Regions from separate parts of the Mus musculus genome. Here region 1 is linked to region 2. A link is a loop called in an ENCODE intact Hi-C map of the cell type or tissue named here. Cell type or tissue: left cerebral cortex. All regions are shown on one strand. Each heading gives the region's core, and the rest is flanking DNA. Links, peaks and the distances in the headings are about the cores only.

The links. Peaks named below come from ENCODE experiments on the same cell type or tissue, not always from the same donor. Only the 100,000 strongest peaks of a DNase experiment are listed, where the experiment ranks them.
Region 1: a loop joins it to region 2, with 2.7 times the contacts of the local background. A loop is called at or near these places in 5 of 42 quality-filtered maps.

Annotation. Positions count from the first base shown.
Region 1 is chr1:162,475,988-162,481,360 of GRCm38, reverse strand. Dnm3 (dynamin 3) reads left to right here and starts at 3,327. Exons shown (of 21, transcript NM_001038619.2): 1 at 3,327-3,698. The coding sequence starts at 3,538. It overlaps Gm31985 (a long non-coding RNA gene), which reads right to left and starts at 4,695. Exons shown (of 3, transcript XR_373653.3): 1 at 4,486-4,695; 2 at 1,060-1,335; 3 at 1-129. In left cerebral cortex, for the core only: a CTCF peak has its summit at 3,222; DNase peaks (open chromatin) are centred at 3,334, 3,602, 4,526 and 5,073; H3K4me3 peaks cover 2,117 bases; H3K27ac peaks cover 788 bases.
Region 2 is chr1:162,547,659-162,553,031 of GRCm38, reverse strand. Eef1aknmt (EEF1A lysine and N-terminal methyltransferase) reads left to right here and starts at 4,687. Exons shown (of 8, transcript NM_144877.1): 1 at 4,687-4,928. The coding sequence starts at 4,776. In left cerebral cortex, for the core only: a CTCF peak has its summit at 3,000 (motif pointing left); a DNase peak (open chromatin) is centred at 4,488; H3K4me3 peaks cover 1,430 bases; H3K27ac peaks cover 960 bases.

The DNA of each region.
Region 1 (5,373 bases), core at 127-5,126, 72 kb after region 2:
ATCTGTCAGATCTCAAATGAACAGAAGCCATTGAAGCAGGAGCCTAGAGGGCCTCTTCCGCAGTTGTTTGGATGCCTGGCAGTGCATGAGGAGCATGGGGTAGGGAGTCCATACCTTCTTACCAGCCCCCTAAGTCGAAGGAGAGAAAGGATGGTGTCAGTGTCACACAGAATGACTGCAGCTTGGACAGTCTGCCTGCTTAAATTTCTCATCGTGTTTAACAAGCTTGAAAAGGCCTCTGCAGTGAATCTGATTTTCAGACAGGGTCTAAAATCTGTGCAAAGGGAAGAAAAAGAAAAACCTTTGCAGAAAGAAGCAAAGAGCCCAAATAGATCCTAAGTAGTATTTGAGGCAGTAGTATTATTACCCAGCTATTAAATGGATAGCATGGCAAATGCTTACAATTTTGGTGCAGCTCTGCCTCATAAAAATTTATTAAATGTTGTGCTGAGCACTATGGGAAATAAACAAGATATGACTTTGTAATAATGTGGTGGATTTTTAAGAACATGAATCCCTAAACTCATATATCTGAGTCTGTGTTTTTTGGGAGAGTTTACATATTTTTTTCTAGGCATATTTTCATTACTGAAAATTTTTCTTTCAGGGAATGCTTTCATCCTGCAGCATATTTAAAATATATGTCTCTGTGTATATATATATATATATATATATATATATATATATATATATTTATTATTTATAGATTTAATTTTGGAAATAGCCAGGCTGTGTGTAACTAAGTCCTATAAACAAGGTAGGTGATCAAAATGGAGAAAATTCTGTTTATCTAAAGGGAAGTGTGACTGTGTTTCATGGAGTGTGGCTTTTTTGGGGGAGGCCACATCAGTTTTAAAAGTTCCTCTTGGTCTTTGGTGCTATTCTTTCATTAAGGTTATCTTTTAGATTGACCATGAAGTAAAATACATACTTATGTATCAGTGTTCTTATGGGCTTACTAAGTTCTTACACACAGAAGACAAAAAGAGTTTTGAATCTTTAGGAGTTACCAGGAAAGTAGTGATGACATAGATATGGGAGCCAGGGAGAGGAACCTACCATCCATCACTGGGGTTGGGACAGGGTTGAGATGACTGTATGATACATTCAAGACACTCGTCACTGAGCAGACATCCCTCCTCAGCTTTCATATATATTGGAAAGGTAGATATTAGCTTTCTGTGGGATTGTCCCATCTGCTTTTCCACTTTGTATTTCTGTTTCCTGTTTGTTTTACGTGGATTAGCTTATGAGTAGAAATCTACACCTCTGAAGGACCTTGGCTGTTTCTGCGTGGATTCAGAGTCTCTTGTCCCCATGTTACTGTGGAATAATCTGGAAAAGGGAAGTAAAGAAGAAAAGCAGTTGGCAAGAGTAATTCTGAACGGCTTCTTGAACTAAGTGAACAGGACGGATTAGAGGTTTCAAATAGCTGATATATTTTCTTTCTAATGCACAATAGCATATAGTCTTTTGCATTAGAGCTCAAAACACTTTGGACGTGGGCTAGTGTCCTCAGCTTATACAGCGTGTAGTGTAGTGGTGTACAGGAGGAACCCAGCAAGGACCATGTCTTCTTAGATGCTATCCATGACCCTCTGCAGAGGCAGTCATTGCTCCCTGGTTTCCATCACAGGTTCCTTTAAATACACCCTACATCTGCAGTAAGCTTGAATCGTATAACAAAATGCCATTGTCTGCATAACTTTAAAAGACACTTTTATCCAGTGTTCTCAGGGCTGGGAAGTTTAAGGTCAAGATGTCTGCTGATCTGTCCTGGTGAGGGCCATCTTTCTGCTTGGAAGATGGCTGCCATCTTGTTGTGTCTTTGTATGGCAGATGGGGCTGGGTCTCTGGTGTCTTTTATTACAGGAACACTAGCTCTTTCAAACTAGAGTTCCACCATTATGACTTTATTTAACCATAATCATTTCTTTATATCAAATACATTGACCTTGGAAGGATCTAGAATCACCATGGAAACAAACCTCTGGGCGTGTCTTTAGCTAGGTTAGTTAAGGTGGGACTACTCCACGTGTTGGGATTTCTGAGATTTCTGACTGCCTAGGAAGGACAAAGGTAGCTGATGATCAGCATCCGTTTAACTCTGCCTTCTGACTATAGATGCAATATGACCAGCCTCCACCCTCTTCTGCCACAGACGTCCCTGCCACCAGCTCCTCAGGGTCAGTGCGTAGAGGTTGCTGCAATAGTGGTCCAAAGTTTCCATCCCAAACCGGCAGCAAAGCATGGCTCTGTACTCCATGTGGTACTGGTTTTGCAGGCATGAAAAGTGAAAGACTGACTCAGCTATCATATAGCATATCCAGAGAGCCACCGAGCCTAGGAAACGTGGGGCAGGCTCAGACTTGGTTCACTGTTGTCCTAGAAGGGCAATAGTGCAATGGTGATGCCTAAGTGACAGTGAAGACCCCAGGGTGCTAGAGATGCAACACATTTTCCTATGTAGTCTCTAGTCTTTAGGTTACTTAAAGCCATTGGGCAATCATCAGATGGAAGATGTGCAGGACAAGTAAATATTGCGCACTAAATCCTGAGAGGTATCAGTATTCAAAATGCACAGGAAACAGGACCACGATAAGGAGGTGAAGAACCATGGCCATTTATCTTCGTGTCTCCATCTCCGGGCACAGACTCTTCTCAGTGTGCTAAATTTAACGGATCGAGTGCAGACTGCGTGGTTACAATGGACTCAACAGCCAATCTCTTTGTCCTGACCAGGAGCTAAAAGGACAGTTAGCTCAGGCAAGGAATTCTAAAAGCCAGAATGAGTATGGTAGGAGTAGGGAACAGAAAGGTTCAAGGAACTACACTTTAGCTTACAGAAGGTAGAGTAGGACAGGCTGGTAATGATGAGTACTTCAATAAGGTCAGGTAACCCAGTTTTCTAATGGGGATTGACTCTAAAAGGCCAGTTTATCTCTGCATCCCACAGCAATCTGGGGTTTTGGAGTAGGGGGTGAAATGTGAGATTTCCTTTTGGGAAATGTATTCTGGTGCGTACAGTGGTGGTGGTGCATGGTGAAGCTGATGTCAACGTGCTGTTAGCTGATGGTAGATGGTAGTGCTTTCCTCTAGGCTTCGTCTGTGTGGTTTAGCTCCTTCAAAAGGAACAACAATTCCTGTTGGGTGTGATTTTAGGCTTTTCCTTGACCAAGTGCAGTACTCTGCCCTTTAGCCTGGGCAGTGGCATCTGACTGAAGCTGGGAGGCAGTCCAACCGTAGGCCAGTAGGATTGGAAACTCTAGGGAGAAGCAGGGCGAGAGGCGTGGTGTGGGCGTGACCGTCTCAGGACCAGGCCACGCCTCCTTCGCCTCTCTGGGCTGCGCAAGCGCGTCGTGGGCTGTGAGCTGTCAGGATCCTAGCAGTGGGAGGCAGGGATCGGACATCGGTGCAGGGACTCCGCCGTGTGAGCCCCGCACAGCGACAACCGGGACAAGTGCTTCGAGGCCTGGGCTGCCTGCCAGGTCACACAGTCGAACAGGGACCTGTGGGGCAGTTGGCCGCACAGGCAAGATGGGGAACCGGGAGATGGAAGAGCTGATCCCTCTGGTGAACCGTCTGCAGGACGCTTTCTCGGCTCTGGGACAGAGCTGTCTGCTAGAGCTGCCACAGATCGCCGTGGTGGGCGGCCAGAGCGCCGGCAAGAGCTCAGTGCTCGAGAATTTCGTGGGCAGGTGAGCGCACCGGGAGCGCGGTGGGGGCGCGTCCGTGGGGGTGGGGGGAGCCCCGTGCTTCAGGCCGTTGGAACATGGAACGGTGTGGGGAGCCCCGAGGGTGGACTAGAGGCTGCAGCGGATTGGAGGCAGAGCACTAGTGTTTCTAGAGCGGGCGGGGTCCTCCTTGCTCTGAGCATCCTTCGCCCCAGCATTCTCTACCCGGTGGTGACCCCCTGTCTGCCTTTCATCCTGCCATACAAAGCCATTTCCTCCCCACCCTCGGTGGGGGAGTCGGGGTACGCCCTGGGATCCACTTCCCTCGCTGGCTTGGTGCGCGCCAGCCCCTGGCAGCCTGGAAGCGCAGCCTGGTGCTTTCCAGTCGCCAGTTCTCTTTCTCAACACCCCTCTCCTTTCCCTGTCACTCTCCTGGAAGCTCTCAGCCGGGATGTACCCCTCCTTCTTCGTCCACACCCCCCTCTCCCCCACCCCACCCCCCCGCCGCCCCGGCCCCCCATCCCCTGTCCCTGACTCTCATCTCAGCTGTTTACTGTTTGAAACAGTCATCGCCTGCCCGAGCAGGGGAGGCGGGGTGTGTGAACCCCGAAATCCCTGTGGTGAAGGCTTACACTGTTTGAAACAGTCATCGCCTGCCCGAGCAGGGGAGGCGGGGTGTGTGAACCCCGAAATCCCTGTGGTGAAGGCTTACACTGTTTGAAACAGTCATCGCCTGCCCCGAGCAGGGGAGGCGGGGTGTGTGAACCCCGAAATCCCTGTGGTGAAGGCTTACGGGGAGATGCTTGCCTACCATTCGCCTTGGGAGCTGAAGAATAAACGGTGGTGTGTTTATGAGTGTGCACCCATTCACTGCTCAGGCATGACTGAAAACCCGAGACCTCCAGGGATGACCGTGGACTTGCGATGTTCAGGTGCCTTGTCATTCCTGCACCATCTCAGAACTGACCAGCATCTCTCTTGCACTCTTTCTATGCCATGCGCCGCCTCCCCCCTCCCGCCCCCCACCAATCCTCTTGCATTCCTTAAGCTCTTGTTTATCCAGCGGGTCTTCAAGATAACATCCAGAATTCAAATTGTAGTTATAGCTTCATGTCTCACAATTTTAAACAACAACAAAGAGTTGTTATTGTTTTGAGTCAGAAATCAACGTTTTTTCCAGCAAACAATTCAGGAAGGATTGAGTTACCTTAATGGCCTTGTGTGAGGAGTGCATCCTGAAGGCTGGAATCTGTTTCCCAGTAGTAAACCAGGTAGAAGGTGCAGCAATGAAAACGGTGGGCTGGATGGGGCAATCTGAGATTACACTTTGTTCTTTTATTTGGCTGGTGAGCGGCTTGTGATGCAGAGGGTTCCTGCTGTGGTTCTCCATCTCCTTCTTCCTTTTTGTTATTGCTTGGCAATGTGTAAACTGTACTGCTGACTACTCCCACATTTTTGGGTGTGAGTGTTGCGAAGTGCGTTTCCCTTTTTCTCGAATGATGCTCCATCTCTCAGGAGATACTCTTCGTTTTTCTTGCTTCAATGTGAACTAGAAAGATAAGACCGTGTAATTGCTCGCAGTTGACAGCTACCCTTTCGTAGTTAGTTCCCTGGATCATTTCTCCTTGGTTTTATAATTAATTTTTGCTCAATAAAAAAAAAAAAAAAGCAATAGCAAAGCATTTTGCCTACGTCATCT
Region 2 (5,373 bases), core at 171-5,170:
GTAGCTAAAGTCATATCTAAGGCTCTTCAGTTCTTAGTTTGGGTAGAGAGGGAGCGAACCGAGGAAGTAAAACAGGAGACAAATAGTCCTTCATGTTCCTTGTAGGGGATATTTTGGGTTAACCTTTTAAAATTATGGAGCTAAAGCTATCAGCAGCAGTGAGGAGACACATCCTGGAACTGCCACCAATGGCCTGAGGACTTCTGGCCCTTAGGGACCTCCACTCAGGGAACACAGATTCTTGACTGCTCTGAAGAAAAGAATTCCAAGACAAGTTGGAATGAGCGTGTTTTGTGCATTTATTATGCATAAGTGATAGATAGTGCACAATTTAGATTTAAGTTCTTGTTTTTAGAAAGAGATACCTAAGAAAAGGACAAAATATATCCACATGTGGGTGTGGCCTTCTTAAAGAGTACCACTCAGGCGTCTTTACAATGGCTACATAATGTGACTTTATGGCGTCATTTCATTGCTCAGAGGATATTATTTACAACAAGGACTAACAATTAAGCAAAGCTTTAGAATTATGTAAAGAAATATGGGCTAGTTTGTTTATTTTCCCCATGTTATTTTTTTAAATAAATGAAATTGTTAAAGTAGCTTTCTATGGAATATTGTTTGAGCTTAGAGAGAGGAGCGCAGGCATGGTTAGACCCAAGGGTTAAGCAACCAGGCCCTGTGTAATCAGGCCCTGTGTAAGCAGTTTGTTGTTTGCCACATGGTTGTTTGGCATTTTAAAAAAATACTTGTTTGATATATTTTTAGGAAAACTAGCACAATCTCTGTAGGTAATTCTGGACTTTTCAGCTGTGTTAAGGTTGTTGTTGTTGTTTTGTGTTGACTTTCAGCTAGTGGGAAACAGAAGTATGTTCTAAGGGGGGGGGGCTTCTTTTATTTCTAGTGTCCCCTTAATTTGTCCTGCCTTTCTATCCTGTCTCACACCATATCCATTTTCACTCATGACTCAATTACATTTTAAAGTAGTGGTTTACAAGGGGCAAGCCTTCAAGGATCTGACAGTAGCTCAGAGGTAACATCCGTAAAGCCTCACGTGGCAACTTGTTAGAAACAGACCTCTGGGTCTCACCACTGAACTAAAACATCAAAACTTTGGTGGTGGTGGTGGGGAGTGGGGGCTGGAGAGATGGCTCAGTGGTTAAGAGCACTGACTGCTCTTCCAGAGGTCCTAAGTTCAATTCCCAGCAAGCATATTGTGGCTCACAACCATCTATAAGGGGATCCAATGCCTTCTTCCGGTGAGTTTGAAGACAGTGACAGTATACTCATTTAAAATAAAACTTTGCTAGGGGTTGAGGGTGGGGCAATTCATCTGTGATGGTTTGTATATCTTTGATACAGTGATTGGCACTATTAGGTGTGACCCTGTTGGAGTAGGTATGTCTCTGTGGGTGTGGGATTTAAGATCCTCATCCGAGCTGCTTGGAAGCCAGTATTCTGCTAGCAGCCTTCAGATGAAGATGTAGAACTCTCAGCTCTGCCTGCACCATGCCTGCCTAGATGCTGCCATGTCCTCACCTTGATGATACTGGACTGAATCTCTGAACCTGTAAACGAGCCCCAATTAAATGTTGTTCTTTATAAGACTTGCATTGGTCAAGGTATCTGTTCACAGCAGTAAAAACCTAACTAAGACATCATCAATCTACTGAGATCCACAACTAGACAATGTGCAGAGACAGAGATTTTGGACACTGAGGTAGTTCGAACAGGAATGGCTCTCCTAGACATGTGTGCACTTGGAGCAATTCTTGATCCAAGGGGAGTGCACTATTAGGAGGTGAGTCTTTGTTGGAGTAGATGAGGCCTTGTTGGAGGAAGTGTGCCACTTTGTGGGTGGGCTTTGAGGTCTCATATACCCTAGCTATGCCCAGTATGACACACAGTCTCCTTTTGTTGCCTTCAGATCAAGATGTAGAACTCTCTGTTACATCTCCAGCACCATGTCTGCCTGTATATTTCCATGTTTCCTGCCATGATGATAAAGGATGAAACCTGTAAACTGTAAGCCAGCCCCAATTAAATATTTCTCTTTATAAGAGTTGCTGTAGTCATGGTGTCTCTTCATAGAAAATCCTAACTAACACAGACACTGAGTCCTAAATAGGATGCCTTCATCAAACCCTTCCCCTCTGTGGTCAGGGAGCTAGGCAGAAGAGAAGACAGACAGAATCTAAGGGCAGACCCCTCTTAGATGGATGATTCTAAGGAACCAGTGTCTTCCAGACATAATACAACTGATGCACATGTGAGTGACCTCCCAGAGATGGTGGCAGCATGCACAGAGCCTGCACAGGTCCAAGCCACAGGGGAGCCAACCCTGAATGGGGAAGTGGGCACTGGCATTAGTACCTAACAAGAAGTTACTTGTATTTGATAGCAGCTTGCAAATGAAAAGTTAAATTTCATTTCACACTTAAGGTTAGGCCCCATGCCCAGCAATAGATGGCTAACACAAAACAGACTCAAGGGTATTTTTGTAGACTTTTTAGTCTCATATTGCTTAGTTTGGACATGTTAGCCTTACTGGTCTTTTGCCTGTATATTATGGTTTTTAATCTTGTGGGTTTTTTTTTTTTTTTTTGGTAGAAGTAATTTTTTTAAAGAATTTATTTATTGATTGTATGTATATGAGTACACTGTCGCTGTCTTCAGATACACCAGAAGAGGGCATCGGATCCCATTAGAGATGGTTGTGAGCCACCACGTGGTTGCTGGGAATTGAACTCAGGACCTCTGGAAGAGCAGTGAATGTTCTTAACCGCTCAGCCATCTCTCCAGCCCTAATCTTGTGTTTTGATGGGTAGTTTTTCTGTTTTTTTTCTTCATTCATTTATTTATTTTTTTAATTCTGTGTGTTTTGGGCTGGAGAGATGGCTCAGAGGTTAAAAGCACTGGGTGCTCTTCCAGAGGTTCTAAGTGTTCAATTGCCAACAACCACATGGTGGCTCATAACCATTTATAATGAGATCTGGTGCCCTCTTCTGGCATGTAGGCATACATGCAGGCAAAACACTAATATTTTATTGTTTATTATTATTAGTTGTAGTGGTAGGTTTTTTGTTTTTTTTTTTTGTTTGTTTGTTTGTTTTGTTTTTTGTTTTTTGACACATGGTTTTTCTGTGTAATAAGCCCTGGCTGTCCTGGACTCGCTTTGTAGACCAGACTGACCTCGAACTTAAGAGATCCACCTGCTTCTGTTTCCCAAGTGCTGGTATTAAAGGCATGGCACCACACCTGGCATAAATAAATAAGTCTTAAAAAAATACTGTGTGTTTTATTTAGAGAGAAAGGTCACGGAGTTGAGGAGGTGGGGAAGAGCTGAGACAAGTCGGGAAAGAAGAAACCACTACCAGATTATATCATATGAAACTTTTTAAAAATAAAAACAAGTCCAATAGACGATTCTGTAATGTTTGAAGATGACTTTAAAACTTATGTCTACTCTAACTGTTCCGTGTCTGTGCTAGCACTGTGTGTATAGGCTGTGAAAAAGAATCTCTGGAAAGGAGCTGTGTCCTCAAAGGCTCATTGATTTCAACGTCAATGATGTGAAGCCGTTGAAAGGTTGCATGCAGTTCCAGAGCCAAATTTTCCTAGAACATCTTCCGGTCCTTTAGTAGTTATTTAGTACTTGGCAACATCTTTTGTGACCCTTAGGTAAGACCTTTGGAAAGTATGAAGAGACCTCTAGGTTTTCTTGTGGTTGCAATCATCTTACAATATACTCACCAATGTATTTGTAAGTGTCCCGTTTTACTACTTTCTGTGTTGTTACTATAAAAGTTCATGCAATTGCTACCTCATGGGAACATGGTATTTGAGGAAGCTAAATCTGTGTTCCTGGGCTATGGCCAGTCATATCTGGGCTCCATCTCTTATTCCTTTAACGCGAGAGCTGTTTCTTTCATCGTCTCTTCAAAACAGCTCTTCACTAGGAACTTCCTTGGGATATTTTCATAAAACGATCATTTAAAAGGATGGTATTGTTCATCAGACACATAAACTATGTCTTTACAACTGTCATCAGAATGACAATTTAAGGACTCCAATGATAAAATGAGCATCTTCATAATGAATGGTTACTGTGTTTTGAGAGGCAGGGAAGGGAGGCACTTCGGTTAAGTCTCCTGATATTCACCGTTGTTACTGTATTAATAGCAGGGCTCTGTATTTTGGAGTAGAAAAAGCAGTCATTTTCCTCTGAATTGACCAAGAACGGTGGCAAAGTGATTCCGGGAAGAGGAGATGAGCTCACATTTTCCTGAGGAAGGGGTTTCTAGCTGAGACTCCTGCTCCTGCGCAGGTCAGCTCCCGTTGCCCCTCGCGCTCTCAGCTGGGGATAGAGCGCAGCTCACAGAGGCTGCGCGCGCAGCCCCGCCCGGTTCCACGAAGCAAGCCTCTTCTGCCCGGAGTCCCGCAGGAAGTCCCGCCCGCTCCGCCTGCCCAATCACGAGACCTCTTACCCGGATATGGTTTCTAGGTTCTGAGTGTAGCTGCGGGAGTGTGTGGCTGCTGCACGTGGGGCGCGGACCGAGGGTGAAGAAAAACAAGGGGGGCGGCAGCGGCGCGTGGCCAGCTCAGTGGTTCGTCCGCGCGTCTGCTGCACAGGGCCCGGTTCGGTTGGGTTTTGCGTGCAGAACAAATCTATGGTGCCTGTAGTGGCTAAGATTCCCGCCGCTGCTGCCTCCCGGTGCTTCCCGGGGTGATCTGTCACCAGGAGCAGTGTCGAAGACGCCGCTCACGGTGGGAACATGAATCTCCTACCTAAAAGCTCCAAGGAGTTTGGCTCTGCCGACTACTGGGAGAAGTTCTTCCAGCAGCGAGGGAAGACAGCTTTCGAGTGGTATGGGACCTATCTGGAGCTGTGCGAGGTGCTGCACAAATACATAAAGCCCAAGGAAAAGGTATGGCGTGCAGCCAGTCCCTTGTGGGGACTGAAGATAGCAATCCTAAGTTTAGGAGGCAGGAGGCAGGCAGGCGTGGGGACCCCACTCAGATCTATCATTTTAGGATTCTGCCCAGCATCTTGGCTAAGTGGCAACCTTAAAGATAGCCATTTAAAAGTAAAGATTTTCAGTTAAAACTTCATCCTTAACCCGTTTTGGAATAGTGGCTTCGTCAGTAGACTGAAAGGGTGTTGTGTCACTGTGCACACGTGTGGAATAGGTAGCGTCGTGGGACTTTATTGGTGTATATGTTTATTAAGTCACTGCCGAGTGCTCATCAAATTTCAGGCTTTGTGCCCAGCCCTCAAGCTACAGGAGCAGGAAGCCACAAACACAAGTTAAATTCCAAGTTAAATAGGTGTGGACGAGTTGGAGCTTCGGTAGGGAAGGAGACTTAAGGTCT